2 separate regions of the Homo sapiens genome follow, and region 1 is linked to region 2. Evidence: read pairs that join two places in POLR2A ChIA-PET (ENCODE). Cell type or tissue: Panc1. All regions are shown on one strand. Each heading gives the region's core, and the rest is flanking DNA. Links, peaks and the distances in the headings are about the cores only.

Region 1 (11,560 bases), core at 1,110-9,109, 290 kb after region 2:
CAATTGAGGGACAGTCTACAAAATATCTGCCCAGAACACTTCAAAACTGTCAAGGTCATCAAAAACAAAGGAAGTCTGAGAAACCGTCATAGCCAAGAGGAGCCTACGGAGATGTGACGACCAAACATAATACGCTATCCTAAATGTGATCCCAAAACAGAAAAAGCACATTAGGCAAAAACTAAAGAAGTCAGAATAAAATATAAACTTTAATAATAATGTATCAGCGTTGGTCCATTAATTGTGACAAATGTACCGTATCAATGTAAGATTTTAGTAATAGAGTAAACTTGGTGTGGGCTTCATGGGAACTCTCTATGTTGTCTTCACAATTATTCTGTAAGTGTAAAACTGTTCTAAAACTAAAAGTTTATTTTAAACAATTAAAAGATTGGTTACTTTAAATTCAAAATTTAAGTCCAATGTATCTGTAAATTCCATATTTTTCTGCTATATTATGTTGTTTCATTTCTTTTGCTACTGAAAAGGAATTTTTTATTGTTGTTAAGTTTAATTTATTGTGAATGGAGAAACAGGACTGAAGTGAACAATCACACAGATTAAATTATAAAGTCAGAGTACATAAATTGTACTCAATTTATGTACTTCACCCAATTATCATAAGTTTTTACATTAGGCTTTATCTCCATTAAAAAATTAATATAAACATCTATGCATTTGGTTATCGTAGGTTAACATTAGTTGAGGGTCAACTCTTTGTCAGTCACTGAACCATTTACATATATTATTGCTGGTATTCTTCATAACAAAAATATAAATTATGCACTAGTATCATTTCCGTAATACAGAGAAGGAAAATGAGACAGGAGAGGTTATTTAACTTGCTTAAATCTATGCAATCAGTTAGTGGTACAGCCAGGTTTAAGAGAAACAAGAATTGGTCCTCCAGCATCACATATGTCCTCGTTTAGTTACTGTGAGATTACTTTATAGATTGAGCTTTCAGTAAATAATCCTTATGGAAAAAGAATCATTAAATCAATGCGATAGTAAATTCTTTTCATGGAAAAAAGAATCATGAAATCTACAATTCTAGAAAAATTGCTCTTCAGGTGCAGCTAAATGGCTATGTTTGTGTCATAGTATGTGACTATTGTAACCTTACTATAAACTTATTTGTGGTTGTTAAAAACATAGTCTATAATATAGCATGTGTAATTGCTCATTAATAACGTGGCTAATGTATGAATTAAAAAATACCTTAAATAACTTTAAAATTAGAGCAATATATTTTCATGACTTTAATTAACAAGGAACTATATTTAATTTTGCACTCTTTCTCTCTATAAACACACGCACATACACACAGAGAGAGAGAGTGAGTGATTTACTTCTAATTCTGATGTGCACAGACAGCATATGTTTTGTTTTTTACCAAATTGGTATGAGGAATTGATACTATCATCATTTTTAGATGTGTCCACTTAAGTTTCCAAGATCAAAACATTAGAAACACACATAGAATATTCACCTAATGTACCCTGTCCATTTTATGCAGATTCCTAAAATTAAAAAAAACCTTAATACTTCCTTTAGCAACATTTCTTTTGAAAAAGAAGATAAAAGTAATAATTTGCTGTATAGTTACTCATATTCAAATAGAAATAGCAGTGTTTAATAGCATTATGCATAAACTGATAAATAGAAGCACAAAGAAGACCCACTTCTAATTATGCTCAAAAGGTTATATAACTTTTCTTTAAAATAGCTCCGTGCATGAGTGATTAAAAAAGCAGTGTCCGGCCAGGCATGCTGGCTCACACCTGTAATCCCAGAACTATGGGAGGCAGAGGTGGGCGAATCACCAGACTTCAGGAGTTTAAGAGCAGTCTGGCCATCATGGTGAAACCCCGTCTCTACTAAAAATACAAAACTTAGCTGAACATGGTGGCATGACCCTGTAATCCCAGTTACTTGGGAGGCTGAGGCAAGAGAATCTCTTGAACCTGGGAGGTGGAGGTTGCAGCGGGCCGAGATCACGCCATTGGACTCCAGCCTGGGCGACACAGTGAGACTCTGTCTCAAAAAAAAAAGCAAAAAAAAAAAAGCAGTGTCCTTAAATAGAATGACAAAGATTGGTGAGTGGCACCACTTTGTTGGGGGGGTGGGGAGGCTGAAATATGTTAAGCAAAAGGTGACACAATTTCAGATACTTGATTTTACCACGATCTTTATCCATGTGGCTACATGGCCGTCAAAAATACATACTTATTAGTAAAACTGGACCATTTCCTTCTGGAAGCTGATGTCTATTGGAGAATGCATCTATTATACTTATGTATTCAGAAACACTGCAGACTCTTTTCCAAGCAGATTTACATTGATCTGCCTTAATATTCTATACATTACTTTTTAGTCAAAACTATATTTCAACTGGCTTCTATCACTTCTCAACTAAGTGAAATTAGTTTTTTGGTCTTTTTTTTCCACCTGTATACCATTATCAACTAGCATAGTGTTCAATATAATAACGACTCAGTAAGAATTTATAGGATTAACTCACTAATTAAACTGACCAGCTGGGCGCGGTGGCTCAAGCCTGAATCCCAGCACTTTGGGAGGCAGATGCTGGTGAATCACTCGAGGCCAGGAGTTTGAAAGTAGCCTGGCCAACATGGTGAAACCCCGTCCCTACTAAAAATACAAAAATCAGCCAGCATGGTGCTGCGCACCTGTAGTCCCAGCTACTCGGGAGGCTGATGCAGGAGAATCGCTTGAACCTGGGAGGCAGAAGTTGCAGTGAGCCAAGATTGCGCCACTGCACTCCAGCCTCGGCAACAGAGCAAGACTCTGTCACAAAAAATAAAAATAAAAAATAAACTGAGCATTCATTATAGAATTCCAACTATAAAGTAGGCTCTTGATGGATAGTTGAAAATTAACTTATTAAGATGTTTACTTTTATGTGAGTGAATATTTGCATAGTATGTAGAACAGTTTAACTTTTATGTTACCTTTACTGTTATACAGATCACATCCTTTTGCATGCTATGGTCTAAAGAGAACTCTAATGTAAAATTATGTAAAACTCCATTGATGTTTTTATGTTTTTTTCATTTTGTTTTGTTTTTATTTTTTCAAGACAGGGTCTCACTCTGTTGCCTAGGCTAGATTGCAGGGGTGCGATCATAGCTCAACGCAGCCTCGATCTCCCCAGACTCAAGCAATCCTCCCACCTCAGTCTCCCAAGTAGCTAGGACCACAGGCGCATGCCACCACGCCTGGGTATTTTTTGTATTTTTTGTAGAGAGGGGGTTTTGCCATGGTGCCTAGCCTGGTCTTGAACTGAAGACTTGGTCTCAAGCTATCTTCCTGCCTTAGCCTCTCAAAGTGCTGGTCTTACAGCCATGAGCCACCACACCTGGCCTAATGTATGGTTTTTACAGAATTAGCTGGACATATTACTGTCTTATGTACCTTGAAACATGCTCTCTCTATGGTAAAACAATTGAGTTTGGAGATGACTTCCAGATATTCTTGACTTTTTTAATGCTCTTCTGCCCTGTTGAACTATCTTACTTTTTCATAAACTGTTCATTTATACAACAGGTGAAGTAACAGCTAGTAGAATTCTGCAGTAGAATATTTTTGTCCTACATATTTACAGATAGTGCCCAGATGGCAGATGAGTTACCATAGGCTAGAAACAAAGAAAGCAAAATAAAACAATGGTAGGCGAGGGGGAGAGACAAAAAAAGGAGAGTGAGAAAGAGGAGAAAGAGCAAAAGAGAGGAGGGAAGAGGAAGAAACAGAAAAGGAGGGGAGGAAAAGGGAGGAGAGGAGAGAGAGAGAGAAGAAAGAAAAAAAAGAGGACTGGGCCGGGCATGGTGGCTCATGAGGCTTATGACTATAATCCCAGCACTTTGGGAAGCCGAGGTGGGCTGATCACCTGAGGTCGGGAGTTTGAGAGCAGTCTGACCAGCATGGAGAAAACCTGTCTCTACTAAAAATACAAAATTAGCCGGGAGTGGTGGCACATGCCTGTAATCCCAGCTACTGGGGAGGCTGAGGCAGGAGAATCGCTTGAACCCGGGAGGCGGAGGTTGTGGTGAGCCAAGATTGCACCACTGCTCTCCAGCCTGGACAACAAGAGCAAAACTTTCTCTCAAAAAAAAAAAAAAAAAAAAAAAAGACTGTAAAGTATTTTCAGTTGAACTAGAGACAGTGTCTCCACTACAAACAAAGAAGGGCCGATCCAGTCCAACAGAATATAGGTTTCTTTTCTCCATCTCTTTTAAGGAAACTTTCAAATCGGCACAAAAATTAGAACTAGAGCTGAACAGCCATTTAGGGAGATGAGGGCATCTCATCTTGTTTATAAGAAATACCTGACCCAGAATTTCTCCTACATAGGCCAAGCCTCCACTTTGCCTTTGCCATTATTATTATTACTATTATTTGAGACAGAGTCTGGCTCTGTTGCCCAGGCTGGAGTGCAGTGGCACGATCTTGGCTCACTGCAAGCTCCGCCTCCCGGGTTCACGCCATTCTCCTGCCTCAGCCTCCCGAGTAGCTGGGACTACAGGTGCCCGCCACCACACCCAGCTAATTTTTTTGTATTTTTAGTAGAGTCGGGGTTTCACCATGTTAGCCAGGATGGTCTCGATCTCCTGACCTCCTGATCCACCATCCTCGGCCTCCCAAAGTGCTGGGATTCCAAGCGTGAGCCACTGCACCTGGTCGACATTCTTAAAAAAATGTGGAGATAACAACGTTCAGTAAGGGTATATGTTGAAAGTGAAGAAGTATTACTCTTGTTAGAATAAAATTGGTACGTGATTTAAGACGGGTGAATGTTCTCATGCACTCCAAGTTTCATACTACTGTATCAGAGGTATATGAAATTGATGACAGAGACCTGAAATATATGTACTTTTTAATGCTTTCATTTGTTAAATATCCTCTTGTTTTAGTTTCTTCTAAGAAATTTGTTGGGAAATAGGGATACAAATGTGAATAAGACAGTGTTTTGCCTTCCAAAGCTGTGGTTGAGTGGGGGAAATGCAGACTGCCAAACACACCAAGATTCATCTCGTATTAAATGGTATAGAAAGAGAAACAGGATGATATGAAAACACGTAGAACTGACATTTGTCATTCAGGATATCTGATTGACATTAATCACTTGAAAGGCTTTTGGAGGAAGAGCCACCTGAAATGCGTCCTAGGGACTAAGGAGGAATTAGCCAGGGAGGAGGAAGAGCTTTTAGGCTGAGATAAAATATGTGTAATAGGATCAAAAAGTGGAGATATTTCATCATGGCTGAGAATTAATGGTGACACGATTGGTATGTTATGTTAAAGAACATTTACTTAATGTTTTATAATGTGAATACTATTTAGTGCTGTAGTATATTTATATATGCATTTTAAAGCAATCAGTATTTCATAAGAGTAGATGTTTTCTGAAAGAGATTAAGAGCAGACATAGCAATATGAATTTGTTATTTGTGGTGATTAAGGTTACAAAAGGTTAGTGGCCTGAATGAGATAGCTTCTTATCAAATGGAAGAAGTGAAAATGGGGAAGGCAGTGAGAAAGAGAAATAAAGTATAACTCCAGATAAAGACTATCAAGAAGATAGATGGTAGCACCAGGACTGTCCAAAGTAGACGTGAAAACCCAGATGATGGTTTCTTTTTTAGGCATATTCAGCTTGATTGGTAAAAATATTTAATGTGTAATTGAATTAATATCTGTGGCACTTAGGAATGAGAATGAGGCTCATATTAATTTGAGTCACCAAAATACATGAGACAGTTTAAGCAATGGAAATGGATGGAGTCACGCAGTTAGAGATGCTGGAGTATTGAAATTATAAGGGGTGGCTCAAGAAGAGGAACTACTAACAGAGAACAAAATGGAGTGGCTGGAGAGATAAGAAGAAACCAGAAATAAGATATTATGAAGTGCAAAAACAGCATGTTCAAGGATAAGTAAAACAAGACTGCAGAGGATCTTTATTTAGGAATAAATCTGTTATTAGAAATATTGGCAAAAACATTTTCAGAGCAATGCTAGAAAAAATGGTGTAAAAACGAGTCTGGACTAATATTATTAATTGTAAAGAGAAATAAGGAAATAGCTGAGAATATATTGAGTTGAGGAGTGTTGTTTCATTTTCTTGTGTACTTTGCATAATATTTTTATGGTAAAAGTTACTTGTATATGTTTAAAAGCTATTGTAAAGGAGCCAGTAGAAAAGGATAGGATGAAGATACAGGAGAGAGAAGATCAACAGTAAGATCTAGGAGGTGAAGGCAGATACTAACGTATCCAGGGGACAAGATGCAGGATTTGTATCTCATTATCATGAGAGAGAAACAACAAAAGAAGAGTAAAACCTCAGATTCTCTGAGAGGTGGATTCATAAGGCTGTTTCTATACATCTTCTTAGTGTTGCTGTGCCTTGCTCCAATATGACTGTATAGAGAAAGCATAATGTTTTTGTTATGTTTTTTAACTACCATTATACTGATCTGCCTCCAGAGTCTATACACAGCTGTTATCTGAAAAATAAACTCAGTACCTAATCCTGTGAAAGCTTAGCCAGAATCACACAATTCCAACAATCCCTCCAGTTTTTCTTGTATAAAATTACTCAGGCCTCGTCATTGCTGACATGCTTCTGATTATAGATATCTAAATGAATTCCTGAAGGAGTATAAGGACTTTCTCTCCTGTGGCTGTCTCCCGCTGATCCTTTAGTCTAAGAAGTTTGTTCTTCGTCGGTCCATTCCTGCAATCAGTGTTGGCCTCTGATGCACAAGTCTGTGGTGAATGAATTCATAGAGTATTCTTTTTGTGCAAGCAATCTAGGAAGTACTCGGCATTTCTCTTTTGCTGATGGGGTTTCTTCTTAGTTCTTGCTGGCTGCCCATCTCCACCCTCTGCTGTGAGACCTTCCCTTAGAAGCCATAAAGCAGTTCTTTAGTCTCAAATCAGAGTCCACATCTCCTAACAACAGTGAGCAGCTTAGGTAAAGCTACATGACTTACATCCTGTTTATTTATTTATTTATTCATTATTCTTTCATCTATTTATTTTTTTCTTGGTCCGACCAAGTTTGCCAAATTGTTATGTGCCAGGTTAGTAAAGAAGTTTTTTTTTTTTTTTTCTTTCAGAACCCAGCAATAGATTGAAGTCCTTTTGCTTTGCAATAAATGTTATCCTCACTTGTTTAACACATCTTCCCACTAAGGAGCTTCAAAGACCCAAAGAAAGTGAGCAGATTTATTTTCCCCTCATTCTCTCTGTTCCCTATTGTAACTATCCTCCAGGGCTAGAAAAGGAGCAAGACTAGGTTTACTAAATCCTCCCCTCTAATTCTATCTAAGCCTTAATTAAGTGAGCTGAGATATCCTTTTCATCCTGTGAATAAACTCTAGGAAATGGCTCCTCTGGCCTTGAGCTGGATATGAGAAACAAGAAAAGCAAAAGGAATTAGCTAATCTTTTCTACTGCCTTGCCAAGAGATCTAGTACCAGCCTTCTCCCTGACTGGATAGATGTTGGAATGACATACAGTTTAATAAAGAAATTAATACCAGCCTTCTCCCTGACTGGATAGATGTTGCAATGACATACAGTTTAATAAAGAAATTAATACACGACAGGTTTTGAAGGAGACATTCCAAGAAAGAAGAACGTATTACCCTATTGATTGAGGTGAATATTCAAAGCCAGCAATAACCAGGAGCATGGGTGAAGTATAAGCCGCAACAGGCATCCCATCAGCCTGTCAACAGAAAGTTCAGGGCACAGCAACACTGAAGACACAAGGACCAACAATGGCATAAGCCATATCTTCAACAGAAAATCAGGTGCAACAGACTGATAACAGAGTGTCATGGCCTTGAGAATAAACCCTATCTAGTTCGTTTCCTGAAGAGAAAGGAGAGTGAGGCAACCAACTGGAAGAGGTGGTAGGATCAGCAGCCCAGCATGATGAGTAAGCATGTCTTGAGAATTTTCAAAACATTTACAAAATGGTTCTTAGCCTTGACTACACCTTAGTGCCACCTTGGAGCACTTTCAATGATCCAGGTGCCCAGGCAGTGCCCTATGACATCAGAATCTCTGGTTATAAGACTCATAGTTTTAAAACTCCCTAGGTGATTCCAATGTACAGCCAAGTTTGAGAACCACTGCACCAGAGGAAGAAAGCTAAACAGAGACTGGAAATTCTGCTTTTATGAAATTGAGGGCTATTATACTATCATAATCTCTTTTTAACGTGGACACAATTTTTTTACAAACTATAAGATATTATACTATGGTTATTATTTCTCTAAAGTTTATGTGTAAGAGGTATAAGGGGCTTTTGCTTAGGTTGTCCAGTATTTCTCCAGACCTGTGGATCTCTTTCATATTATTTTCCAGACTACTCCAGTGAGGATAGAGAAATGAGAAAATTTTGGCTAAAAAATAACAAAAATGGATCTGAAAAATTAAATTACAAGCTAGAGGCTACATGGATCTTAAAAGAGTTGTTGGTGTTTTGTTTTGTTTTTGTAGAACTCACAACTAAACTTTTCACCTCCATCAATTAAAAGAAAAAAAATCTCTTTCCATTTGCAAACAACCAAAGCTCTAAGCTCTGGGTTTATGAAAATTGAATTATGTGTAATACTGTTCCAGCTATCAATTAGACAAGAAGTCATCATTAAGAAGTTCTGCGAAAAAAAATCACTCACATTTGCAAATCAACCGAGTATTTCATTGCAAACGTAAATGGGAAAGTGTTTGCTTAATTAATGTTTTCTCCAAGGGAACTAGAAAACTCTATTATCTGATTTTCAACACAGGCCCAAGCATTGTTTATCATTGTATACTGTCCCTTTAAAAATGGCATTTTTCTAATGCTAAAATGATGTTAGCTTGTGTATTAATTCAGATATTTCACTGGTGATGTCAGCCTGACAGCATGCATGGTGAGAAAGCATTACACACTGCCTAATGGGAATGTAATCCTGGAGGAGATAGATAGACATAAATTGCACTTTTGGGTCCATGACAACCATCACTAGGAAAATGGATATTATTAACAAATTTTGGAAAGGTTAGTAAGCCTTGTGTGTGTAAGAATATTTAAAAGACATGATAAAACGCAGGTACTGGATACAAAATAAGAGATGCAAAGAACAGGGAAGACCTTTGGTAGAGTGTATTGGCAAGCAAGCATCTGGTTTTAACATCCAGGGATAATATTTTGCAACAGATCACAGTAAAACATATAAAACCTTTAAAGCCTCCCAACAAAATCTTTCAGACTTTTCTGCCAACTCCCACTCAGAATTACAGAGTATTTTGACCTAGATGGGATTTTTAGATATCAGGAAATATTATATTGGAATAATACCTACTCTCCTTCAGTTGCACTTTTGCCAGTTACTTGCTATCAGATATTGGACAAATTATTTAAACTATCTGACTGCACTAAGGTTGTGACGATTAAACAAATAACATGTCTTACTCATAGATGATGCTCCAGAAATGTTAGTTGAGTAATTCACAGATTAAGATTTGAGTGACTACTTTTTGGCAACACAACTAGCCATTGGCAGAACTGGGACCAGAACCACAGACTTCTGGCTCCTTTAAAATATTTTCAGTTTTCCTCCTCTCTTCTAAAAATCAGAGGCAATGTTATGATTCTTAAGGTTTCTTAGAATTTGTCACAAGACTCCCAAACTCTTTGGAAGGAAAGAGACCACTAAGTGACTTTTACATAAGATGCCTGCTGATACCAGTATAGATAATTCTCAAATTCTTTAAAATTAGAGCTTTGAAGTCATGAAGGAATATTTTGAATCCTTAACCAATGTGGTTTTAATTTTGAATTTTTCCCCACATAACCCTTCTCCTCATTTCAGGGAGACATAGTATTTTAGTTTCACTGCCTCAAGAAAGGAAAGATACAGCAAAAAAGAAAAGAAATAAATAAAACAATGAGAAATAAGTAAGGACTCATGTTGTGGATTTCAAAATCTACTTTTGAATTCAAGGGAGCCCCAACTACCTTAAGACAAAAGACTTAAATTGCATGGTAAGGGTTTTTTTCAGCATTAAGAGTTAAATTCCTGACTTAAAATAACTAACAGAGAAAAATACATAACTTTAGAATTAATTTTCCTTACCTGGTAAATCTCGATAAAGCACCACAGAAGTTACAAGATACAGTAAGAAAAGAAAGATAGCCATGGACCAGTGTCCTCTTGAATTAGAGATTATTCTGACTGCACTCCTGGGTAGAGTGACAGAGCATCCAGCTTTCTGATTGGAATACTTTAAACATTTAGAACACTCCCAAAACCATGACCCTGTGAATACATAGTGATGTTTACGTGAGTTATTTGGCTGATGGACACGAGGCCCAGAGGCCCTGTAAACCTCAATAGGTTCTAGGAGTGAGCAGACAAGTCATTTTATACCACATGTATTGCACATGAGTGGCACAGTCGGGACTTAGAGAACCAGCAGTCTGCAGAGGGAGGGATGAGGAAGCCGCTGTGGAATGCGTCACATTACCTTCCAAATATAATACAATAGCTTCAGCTTGTGCTGATGTGGAGGCTTATATGGAAGGAGTAGACAGCAGGAGAGCCTGCCGAGCACAGAGATTCCAAGCTGAAGTTCCAGAGTTCCAGTATTGCGTTCAAACTCCAGCTCTGTTTCTTAAGTGCTGCATAAACCTGGCCCAGTTTTTAAACTCTGTGCATCAGTTTTCCTATCTATAAAATGCACATTGTAATAATAGTACTTACTTCACGGGCTGTTATGAAGGCTGGGTGAATTCAGATATGTAAAGGACCTAGCATAGGGTTATATGAGTGTTTCATATATGTTAGCTATTTTTATTCTTAATGGTCATCTCAGCAGATGCTAGCTATGGATAGATGTAATGCAAGGACTAGATTCTTGCAGCTTGCTTTTACCACGTTCCATTAGACTGCTTTTATTCCCTTACATTTAGAATCTATGCCACAGTGGGGCAGTGGGGATAGGAATAGGAAGGAGCCCTAAGCTTACTAAAATAGGAAAAATTTGAAGGGACCCTATCTGCTAAGGTTCAGTTTTCTGCTATGAGGTACAATTATAAATTAAATTCAGTGTATACAAACACACACACACACACACACATACACACATACACTTTCATTTCATAAACATCTAAGTAATCTAAGTGTATGGTCTATGAAATTCATACCATCCAAAACTGAAAGTTTTTAACTGAAAATTCCTCTTAAGTATGACAGGAAGACGTTTATATCAATCGGTAACAAATGTCTTCCTGTCATACTTAAAAGGAATTTTAGGCATCTGATTACACACACACAGACACACAGACACACACACACACACACACACACACACACACACACACTTATAAATTTGCAATTTGGCCAGGCACGGTGGCTCACGCCTGTAACCCCAGCACTTTGGGAGACCAAGGCAGGTGGATCACTTCAGGTCTGGAGTTCGTGACTAGCCTGGCCAACATGGCGAAACCCCATCTCTACTAAAAATACAAAAATTAG
Region 2 (11,560 bases), core at 2,180-10,179:
TGTGAGGTGTCTATGCTTCTTTTATGGTATGCAGCAGGGTTTGCCTGGTGTAATATTTACATGGTTGGCTTATGCCACTTACTAGAGTAGGTGGTTGCTGAGGACCAAATTCACGCCACACTTCTTTTTGTACCCACAGATGTAGCACACAGCATTGTACAAGGTAGGCTCTGGAAAAGAGTCATGGAATTGAATGTAATTTTGTTTTGTTTTTTTTTTAACTGAATAATAAAACCTCTTTGTAAGGAAGCTGGGTGAGTAGAGAGCAAAAGAAGGAGAGACAGATGGACATAACAAGCTTTACAAAAGGGCCTAAAAGCTTTTTTTCTCTTATCGATCCATAATTCACCAACAATCAATTCTAACTAGATTTTCCTGCTTCCACTGGAAGATGAACAAAATTTCTATTGTTGGAACTTCATACAGATACGTATGTATCTTGAAAAATGTCTATGCTATTAAGGGACCTCAGCAAATTTATCTTTAGTTATTAAAAATCTAATATTCTTTTTACCCAGAAGCAATATTAGAAAAGGTTGCAACTATGCTTTACTATCAAATATTGTAAAATTTGGAAACCGAAGATGGTTATTGCAGAGGTAATTTCATCTAAGTGCTCATGGCACTGAATTTCATCTCCATAGCACAAATAAATGACACATCTTAACTCTCGGCCACCTTTAACTACATTCCTGCTACACATTCCATCAGCACCTGGGCTCTGAAGCTTTCACCATTTCATGAATAATTCCAGACTAAGCTTGATCATCTTTTTCTCATGTCAGTAAAAAAGAAGAGAAAAAAAAGAGAGGGAAGAAAGGAAAACAAATACAAGAGATCAATTGCTAGATAGTATATTTTATAAGTCTCTAGTGTAGTATCTGAAATGTCTACATATAATTATGCGTATTAAAAGTGTTGAATACATTATCAGAAGAGTAGAAGGTAGATGTCAGAAGAAATATACCAGTGTAGATCATTATAAAATATTCTATGCAGACAAGCTGTTGAAAATAAAAACATTATAAAAGGAATACTATAGATATAAGGGGAGAGGCAAGCATTTCCTTTCACCTAAAACCAGAATATTTCATTATTCTGTAGCCAAGCGGTAGGGGCTGCTTTTTCTTCCACAAAGTAAAGCTTACTGAATGCTTTTTCTTCTATCATAGAAAATTGATTATACCACTGTTGTCAATATAATTAAATGAATAACCAAAGGTTATAATACTAGCATATAGAACCCTTTGCTTACTGTACTTTAGATATCAAAATAGAAAATACAGCTGCATAGTTCATATTCATTATCAGTTTCCTCTGAAAAAATGTACATAATTAGATTTTTACACAAAAGTTTTAAAACTCCAGTCACATCAGCAGGTTTTGACTACTAATGGAAAATGGAATTGATGCAATTATGTGAAACAGTGGCAGGAAGCATGGCTTTTAAAAGAATCAGCTTAAAGAAAAAAAATTCCAGTTGCATGTGCATTAAAGCTGTCAAAACTCTAAGCTAAAGATCCGCTCTCTGTGCCAGCTAAACCCCTGCCCGACTCCGGAAAGTAACTTTCTGAAGCCATGCCAAGCCCTCTGCTTGAAAATAACATCTTAATTGGTTTCTTCTAATAAAATTCAAAATGCTCTTTTGGTGATGATAATACACTCATTGTTTTATTCCTGCTTAATGTTCTGGTCTCTTGGAATGTTTTGAGCATTACTGTTCAGGAGAAAGGAAAAAGCCCTTGAGCCTGAATTTATGGAGCGACAATCTGGCTGGATGGACCAACAAAGTTGGAGGCTTTTGATGCCAGAAAGATTGTTTTTATAAACAATCTATAAGGGTGGTTCTATTTAATGTCAGATTCCTATATAATGGCAATGAGACTCCAATCTCTTCCTATTAACTGCATCATTAGTATGTAATAATGTTTAGTTGTGAATACAGAACTAGACTGTTTAGAGAATACTTAGGGCTCTGACTGGCAACTGACACAAATTAAATTATTCGATAATTCTTTTCAAATCAAGGGGTAATTTAAGTCATAAGGTTTTTCTTCTGCTTGAGTTATGATAACTAGCGTACATCTATCTACAAGGGCAGACATGTTATTTAAAAGGCTCCAACGTATCCACCATACCATATCTAAACTTCTGCATGCCTTATCATCCTGTTAAGTTTCTTTATTAAAAGTTGTTCAATTCAGGCTGTTGAATAGTTTGTTTACACATGGACTCTAATTATGTAACGAAATTCAATAGAAAAATATCATTTGTATAATATTTATACAAGCCAATTTTATAACCACTTTGCTACTACTCACTAATTCCATTAAACAAGAGATCCCTGTCTTAAGAATTATAGTTGCATTGGAATTGTCTTTTCACATGTAATAGTCTGTATCATTTAAAATAAACTGTGATCACATATATTATTTCTACTTGACTCAATTACAAGGAAGGTCAAGCAAGAATACTAGGACGTTCAACTCCCCTTACTCTCAGTTTCTAATTTTGTTACTGCTGTCTTAAAATCTTCAGACCCGTTGTGTTCACTATCAAATTTCAGCGATGAATGAAGTGCCAGCTTGGTGTACTTCACACAGTTTGTACAAAGTTATGTCTATTTACAAAAGAGAAAAGGTCTTTTCTAATTTAACTTTTGTGAAATGAGGATTTTGGAAAACTGAAGCACATAATTAAAGACTACATTTCATATGCTATAATTGAGATTCTGCTCGCTCTTTGGCAACTGACGCTAACTATAGTAACACTAGCAACTTGGGTTGCAAGACTTCGCTGGCTGGAAAAAAAGAAAAGCAGGCGTAGAGAGCAAATTTAGGTACTTATCTTATTGATGCTTTACATATTATGTGCCCCATTGACTCCCTTTACATCCCCGTTATCTGTGCTAGGGATGGATTACTTCCTTTTTGCGGGTTGCTATTCAACAACTCATTTTGTTCTCACTATCACCAGCTGTCAGAAAAATGGGAGGGAGACAGGGCTCAAATTCACAAGTCACCAGAGTTTCTTGTCCTGGTCCTCAGCTTGCTTGCACTAAAAGCTGTCACTATATAAGTGTTACAATAATGTTTTAAGTAATAAAGTGTTCACCAAACTAATGATCCAATTATATAATTACAAATCTGTGGTTATTCATAAATTTAAAATAAGAAAACATATAAATAATGCATTTAAAATGATACCAGGAATACAACAGCTTTTTTCTGACTGAACAGTTTTTGTTATATGAATATACAAGAGAGTATACACTTAGGAAAGACTAAAACGGTATTCAAATATAATGTAATTTTACTCATAGACGATGTGAGTGTGTGTATGTGTGTGTGTGAGAGAGTTCTGCATTTATTTTTACTCAGATATATATCCTCTCTCCATAATTAATTCTATCTGTAGAAAGTCAAAATCTATAAGGAAATAAGTTTTTCCTAAAATAATTTAGAAGTTGCTTCTTCAGAGCTATTAATTCTACATAGAGTTAAGGTTTTCTTTCTGCTGGATCAACATTCTGTCTCCCTTCTCTGAGGAACAGAAATCTTCTGTAAAATTACATTGCTGTAACTCCCTGAGTTTATCTATTCCATATAGACTAGAGACTTTACATTAGCCATTATATTACAAATAAGGTTAAATATAAGAGCAATCTTGTATTCAAAATTCAAAGTCTGGTACCTGATCATTTTTATCAGAAAATAGTTGTACTAAGGTAGTAATTTAGAAATTAATTAGGTAGAATGTTTTATACTTTTATTATCAAGAATCTTAAATGCTAGCAAGCGTTAAAGTTGAGTAAGGCAAGAATATTTAGCATTTTCAGTGGCATCAGTTCAAACCAGAACATAAGATTACTTTAATGGATTTTTCACTCTAAGGCAATACATAAATGAGCAGAGTGGAATATTCTAGGGATTGACTAAGGGGAATATGGAATCCTGATGTACATAGCACATCAAACGAGCTCTTGATTACAAGAGCAGTAACTTGGGGAAGGAAAGACAAGACTAGTATGTTCATTAATTTGCATGAATTAGAGATAAATGAAAATATAAATTATTCTTATTTATGTATTGCCTCAATCTTCGCAAAGAGAATTGAGAGGCACTTAAAATATGGTGTTGAACAGATTTAAAGCCTGATATATAATGATCCTCAAATTACTGCTGAAAATCAGCAGTTAATTAAAAATGTAAGGTATGTTAAAGCTACAGTGTTGTACATACTTGGAGAAGAAATATCATGAAGCAAGTTGTTAATACTCATATTAATAGCCTTGCATTTCTGCAGATTTTGTAACATACATTTGCAGGGTATCTCTGATTCTATACAAGCACTGCTCATAATTAATTTTTCTCTTCTTATACCATTTTGTCTTCTAGTCTTGTCAATGCCACCATTAAGCTGTAGAACCTTAACCAAGAGCTTTAGCCTCCATGCCAATTTACTTCATAGGCATTCTATAATAAATTAAATAATAAGGGAATTATTTGAAAAGTAAAAAGCATTTTACAGAAGTAACATATCCCTATTGAGAGCTTAAAGACAGCTCATTCTCATTGGATAAGGAGGATGGGTTGAAATGATTGTTTCTGAAAAGCCTGCAATTTAAAACGTGGAACATACTTGCCATCTTTTACAGCTCAGCAAATTGTTTCATGGCTAGTGCTACCCTAAAATAGCACATGGCTCAGCACTTAGTTCTACCTTCCATGTGCCCTTCTTGCTAACTCATACTCTGAGCTACAGAACATCTTACCTTTCTGTTCCTTGCCTTTAAATGTGTTTTCCTTAACAACAGAGGTCTTCAGTAATATATAAATGAAAATGCAGAAGGCAAAAAAGTGCTGGAATCTGCCCAAAGCTCACAGCTCTATTTCCCAATGCTCGTTCTTTTTTTTTTTTTTTTTAACAGTAATGGAACTAAAACCAAAGTGATAGTTCTTTATTATAGCAAAGTGATAGTTTTTTTATTTAAAATAAGTTATTTTTTACAACCTCCTTATATAAAAGATGTTTATGAAAGAAAAAATTGAGTGTGTCTCGGTGCCATTTTTTTAATGCAATGAATGATATCCATGAAAAAGAACATCTGAATCTTTTGTTTTAAAAGACAGTGCAAGGTATAGTGAATTTATGGAGATACATCCTGATAAATTTGCATAATGAAATGAGGAGAGTGTATAATAATTTTTTTCTACTGTTATCCATCTAAGCACTGACTTGCTCGCATAGGCACAAAGGGAGATCTCAGTTACAGCAACAAAATAAACATGTTCCAGAGAGGTAATTCCCCTCATCTTCACCTTGATGAATCATAAATTAAAGGGGGAATTTGGGATGATATAGGGAATGAATTTTATTTCATTTTCAGGCAGGTTTGATGTTCTAAGAGCAATGTAAAATTCTAGCATGACATAGTTAACATGATATGTTTACAGAATATCTTACTGAGAAAAATTCTTTTCCTTTTTCCTTTCATTGTGATCTTTGTGGATCTTAAAACTAATTCTCATGGCAGCTACAGAAATGGCTGCCACAAAGTCAGTATTAATGTTAGTGTTTAATTGCCAAAACTATTTTAGAAACAAAGAAGACAAAAAGTAGTATACACCTAGGAAGAATGCGAAAATGTATAACTTTGGTTCTAGATATATCTTCTGAATCAAAATTGCAAATAAAGGCTAAGTAACATCGTTTTATCAATATATGTGAACAACATATCAACATATATGATCAACATGTGAACAAATTTAAAATAAGCTATCTAGGATCACTTGCACCATCTTCATTTGATAAAGAGTTCAATTTAGTAAACATGTTTAGGCATGTCTATTAATTCATAGAATAGGACCTTTTTTTTTTTTTTTGAAAGAGAGTCTCACTCTCTTGCTCAGGCTGGAGTACAATGGCTCAGGCTGGAGTACAATGGCACGACCTCGACTCACTGCAAGCTCTGCCTCCCGAGTTTATGCCATTCTCCTGCCTCAGCCTCCCGAGTAGCTAGGACTACAGGTGGCCACCACCATGCCTGGCTAATTTTTTGTATTTTTAGTAGAGACGGGGTATCACCACGATAGCCAGCATGATCTTGATCTCCTGACCTCGTGATCCACCCGCCTTGGCCTCCCAAAGTGCTAGGATTACAGGCGTGAGCCCCCGTGCTCGACCACATTTTTTTTTAATGGAACCGCTGTGTTCGTATGACCGATTAACAAAACACTCAAGCTCACTCTTCTAACTTCAGAACACTAAAGCATTCCTTCTTTGCTCCCAATTGTAGGAACCTTGTAACTCTGAATGGCTTAACACAGAATATCATTTATTGGCAACAGAATCAAGCTTATTATAATCTGATGAAACTCACCTGGAACAGTAATTACTTTTTTAAACAGGAAAATATAGGCTTACACATTTTTCTAAAATTTTTTCTCTAGGAGAAATCCACAGCATATCAATGTAACACCTTTTATCCTAAAATTTTCAAGAGATGTTCTTTGCAATACCTGAAATAAAATTTCCTCCCTCCAATTCAAGTCTACTAGAAATATTATTTTATTTTGATTACCAGAGCCCTATATCAATACATATTACAGGGGAAAATAGACATACGAGGCTACATTTCTTAGCAATTCTTCTCATCTTCCATTGCAATTGTATTTTATAACAGTTTTTACCTTGCTGCTTTACAAATTTAGTGTTACTCTATTCTAGACTCATGTTTCAGGTAATGTCCAACTCACAAGTGAATTCATCAATCCTTTGCTGAGTTCAATTAAACTCTCACAAGGGGGAGAGTAGAAGGAACTTTTTATTCACAGAGCACCCCTTGAGTTTGGGTTTACTAAAACACTCATGTGTGCTTCAAGATATTTCAGTGACATTTAATTGAAACCATCATAAGGAGACTTAAAAGAAAATGCCATAACACACACCTGAGAACTAAATACTTCTCAGTAACACAAACCTGAGAAGATTCAATACACCCAGAGTAAGCATCTTCCAAGATTAACGGAGAAATCAAGAACAACTGCTTTTATTTTCATTTCTTGGGCAACCACAACAAAAACTATTTCAACAAACGTGCCTTGTAATGCTAATGCTACCAGAGCTCATAAAGAGGCAATTTATTATTTTCAGTTTATTGTCCAATAACAATTCATCAGCTTTGGGGCTTAGTTCATTAGTTCACAGGGATTCTTTTATTTGTTGAGGGTGATTTTAAAAGATGTTTTATAAAATTCCATAGTCTTTCATTTACATACTATCAAAGACCTGGAGACTTTGGCAGCTTTATTACTAAAAATTCAGCACACACAAAAGGGAAAATGAATCACAAAGTAAATAAATAAAACAGGGCCAGGCGCAGTGGCTCACGCCTGTAATGTCAACAATTTGGGAGGCTGAGACAGGCGGATCACCTGAAGTCAGGAGTTCGAGACCAGCCGGGCCAACGTGGTGAAACCCTGTCTCTACTAAAAGTACAAAAATTAGCTGGGCATGGTGTCGCACACCTGTAATCCCAGCTACTCGGGAGGCTGAGGCAGGACAATTGCTTGAACCCAGGAGGTGGAGGTTGCAGTGAGCCAAGATCTCACCATTGCACTCCAGCCTGGGAGGCAGAGCGAGACTCTGTCTCAAAAAAAAGGAAAAGAAAAAACAGGTAATCCTATGCAAGTCTAGTGCTTAGTCATAAAATACCTATTTCCAATTCAAAACTCACACTCAGTTTTCTGTTTTTAAACCACTGTCATGCATATGCAAATGTAAATTCAGCCATGGGCTGCAAGATTGGCCAATATTAACTAAGGAAAAACTTATACTAAAAGCATTTGTGTGAACCTTATATTCACTTGCAAAGCTATTTGGCATAAAATAAGAGTTAGACCAATTACAAAAGAAAATATTAGAAGTCACAGGTCTCAACATAGAAGATTTAAGTAGCACAAATGTAACTAATTAATAACATCTGAAGTACATTCTCCCACAGGACTGATGACCATCTGGTTGACCTTGCCCTAGATCAACAGGGAAGGCAAACCTGTAAATCACTGTTTTACAAATGTTATTACTCCATTATTTCACCACAAGAAAAAGGGATGGAACATGAATGGGAGAAGAGACTCATTGCTCTACACACCTTGAAATTGCCTATGATGCTTATTGCACCGGAAGTAACACAAGACTGAGTGGTTTCTTCTCAAGTTCCACCCAGAGAGAGACAGGCAGAGGACCAAGTTACAGTGATGGAGAAGAATTCAAGACAAAAGAGCCAGTAGGTAAAGTAATTACGAGAGAATCTAAAGGTACTTAGAGATATAAAACAAGTAATGCAAATGACCTCTGTCTAATACAACTTGAAACTATCTGAATTTCTGCAAAACACCTTTCAGTTGCTGATTTTTTATTGGAAAACAGTAATAGAACTTTAGAAATACGAACTAGAAGTATATGCCACATGTATTTAAATATATACTCTTAAATACATTAACCCCATACAAAGCTCTATATTTTGATGTTGAGAATAAACTACTTTGGAGGAAACTTAAAAACCTACTTGGTACAATAGTCAATGAGTCATCATTTGACTAATGAGAAACTTTAAATAATAATAAATTTGAACAGGCATTTCAAGCAGGTACACTGTGAAATCTCCTAAGAAAACTGTATTGAACCAAGGTTTAAAATTTGTACATTTTGACAACTGTTTTCGCCTGATACTTTCCCTATAACTTGTCTATGTAGTTCATTGTAGGAATGTTTAAAATTATTGAGTTACCAATCGTGCAATTTTATTAGATGTATTCTCACTGTTGATACATCTCTTTTAAACAGTATTCAAAACAAGTGATTTTCTATCTCTCTGATTATTTGCTCTGTTTTTCTCTCACTTCCTAAGAGTACCAGTAATACACCTGAGAAGAACAAAATATCAGGAATTATAGAACTTTGAGATCAACAACTCATGTCATATTCTACATAAGTTACAAATCAAGGCAAGTCTTATTCTGCAAGAATCTGTTTTAAGTTTGAGTGCATTTAAAATATTAGGCATATATTATTTTAAATCCCATCATTACTTCTAGTCACTGTATAGCATAGCTGTCACTGTCTTACACAGTTCTGAAGTCTGGTTCTAAAAGATTATACTATGTAATTTCCTTCTGTAAAATATGAATTGCAATTGCTTTTTCAAATACAGAATTGGTTCATTATCTCTAGTAACACACTTTTTGTTGATATTTACATTAGTTTGGATTAATTTTCATGTAATGGAAAAGAAAGCAGGTAGAGACATCTAATCTATTAGGTCACTCCATCTCTATATATACTAGGAGAAATATAGAAAATAGAGGGGAAATTGCACTACTTCTTAATGCCCTTTCTCTTTTATTTGAAAACGTATTTCATAGTTCTAACTTGGGAGGAAAAGTGTGGGTAGTCTGTAAGATGCTTTAGTAATTAAGGGGCTAAAAAGGATACCTCAAAGGGTCTGTTTTTCCATTCTTCACAACTTAACTGCATAGCTATGGGTTTTAAGGGGAAATGCCTTGCATGGAGGCTAAGGAAGCAATTAGAAGCTCACACATTCTAAGTTCCAAATATGGCTCCTTCGGTGCTTATGACAACCTTGGGGAAAGCACTGGTGACTTAAAAAGAAAAAAAGGACAGCCATTTGACTGGCAAGTGTCAGTCATTCTGCTATTTGAAATTTGAGGCCAGGCGTGGTGGCTCACCTCGGGAGGCGGAGGCGGGCAGATCACAAGGTCAGGAGATCGAGACCATCCTGGCCAACATGGTGAAACTCCGTCTCTACTAAAAATACAAAAATTAGCTCGGTGTGGTGGCACGCACCTGTAATCCCAGCTACTGGGTAGGCTGAGGAAGGAGAATGGCTTGAACCTGGGAGGTGGAGACTGCAGTGAGCCGAGATCGTGTCACTGCACTCCAACCTGGTGACAGCGTGAGACACTGTCTCAAAAAAAAAAAAAAAAAAAGGAATTTGAGACAAAGTTTCAGAGACACTCTGCTATAGAAAGGTCTGAGAATATATTGTTTATCAAATGAAAGAAAAAGTACTTGCAATGACACTAAAGTTTATGCAGAGTTGAAAGAAGTAATAAAATTATAAATGACCTTGATTGGCAGGATGGTGTTCCTCATCCATGTCTTGCTCCATCTGTCCAATTAGTATGGGTTACTTGACTAACCAAATTCATTCATCTGTAAGTCCTTTGAACTATATACATTAAAGCTCATGCAAACCATTCCCTCAGAAGACCTTGCACCTTTTATGTATGTGAAAATCTGAAATCACACCCATTTCCCTAAGCTTCTGAGAACATTTGTATACAACAACCATCAAAAGCATATTTCCAATTATTCTTTTAGGTCCTTTTCAATTAATTAGGGGACTATGCCAATCTCAGGAAATCCTTGTGGAAAAAGAAGAAACACCATTAGAACAACACACGGAGTAACCAGTTTTGAGACTAATGCCCAAAAAATTAATTGGGAGAATTTTTTAGTAATTGAACCTGCATAGCTCTCTCTGCTGCTGAGGATTAGCACAAAGGGGCAATTTCTTAACATTACCAGGTGAACAGTAAGATCAAAGATGCTAGGCTTTGAGCTCGTGCCCATCTCCTCTGTGAGTACACAGGCAAGCACAGAAGAATTATTTTACAAAAAGCAGCATATATTATAAGCATTTTCATAAATACCTCAAATCCAACAGAGGATCTTTGTCTATTAACCAATCATTTAAAATAGCTATTGTCCTCCAAAACGCAGCCCAGTAAATATTTTTAAAATTAATATCCAGTAATATTTATACTCTTAATTTCTGAATCTGGATAAGGAAGATAACAAAACTTAAAATAACATTTTTCCCAGAGTGTTTATCAACTCTCTTACCATCAAATGTTAAATAAACTCTTGCTTGGGGCTGGGAAGATCCTTTCACACAGATAGAACAAATAAATACTCCAACCAACACGCAAATTGTCCGGAATGCCATTTCTTCAGATATGCAAGTTAATATCCAAGGGAAAATACCTTTAAGAGAGAGACAACATGTTTGTTATATCTCATTTCACATTTTAGGAGTAGGAAAAAACAGCAATCTAGACAAAACACCCTATTCACAAAAGAACCATCTGAACTTTTACAGTAATGCAAACAGTAGGAGGTGCTGTGTCTTTGCTTCTCAGATGTGAAAATGTGGATTTGATTCATTTGTGTCTGGAAGTCTTTGCAACAAGAGAAACTTTCATCTTCCAGCAAATTGATGCTACCATCAAAACAGAACAAAGCAGTGAAGAAAAACACTGATACCCAAAGGAAAGCCCAATATTTTAACGGATCTTCTCTCTAGAAATCCATTACATTAAAAAGACTTGAATAGAATTGAGCTAAAAGAATATTACTGGATGAGAACTCTTTCCCCCCACTAACGTAACAGCAGCAGCAAAATCTCACATGAGCATTCATGTGTACCTACTCACTTCAATAGTCATTAGCTCTTTTGGAGTAATTGTCTCTG

Evidence for each region. ChIA-PET counts read pairs that join two places held together with the same protein. Peaks named below come from ENCODE experiments on the same cell type or tissue, not always from the same donor. Only the 100,000 strongest peaks of a DNase experiment are listed, where the experiment ranks them.
Region 1: POLR2A ChIA-PET joins it to region 2 with 7 read pairs; 3 of 35 experiments call an interaction of 5 or more read pairs at or near these places.

Annotation. Positions count from the first base shown.
Region 1 is chr7:81,201,333-81,212,892 of GRCh38, forward strand. No RefSeq gene overlaps it. Among named protein-coding and RNA genes, the nearest start is that of SEMA3C, 290 kb to the left of the region's middle. In Panc1, for the core only: no CTCF peak of the experiment used is centred there; no DNase peak of the experiment used is centred there; H3K27ac peaks cover 1,578 bases.
Region 2 is chr7:80,905,747-80,917,306 of GRCh38, forward strand. It overlaps SEMA3C (semaphorin 3C), which reads right to left. Exons shown (of 18, transcript NM_006379.5): 2 at 10,933-11,073. The coding sequence starts at 11,035. Among named protein-coding and RNA genes, the nearest start is that of SEMA3C, 7.5 kb to the right of the region's middle. In Panc1, for the core only: no CTCF peak of the experiment used is centred there; a DNase peak (open chromatin) is centred at 7,315; H3K4me3 peaks cover 1,375 bases; H3K27ac peaks cover 7,312 bases.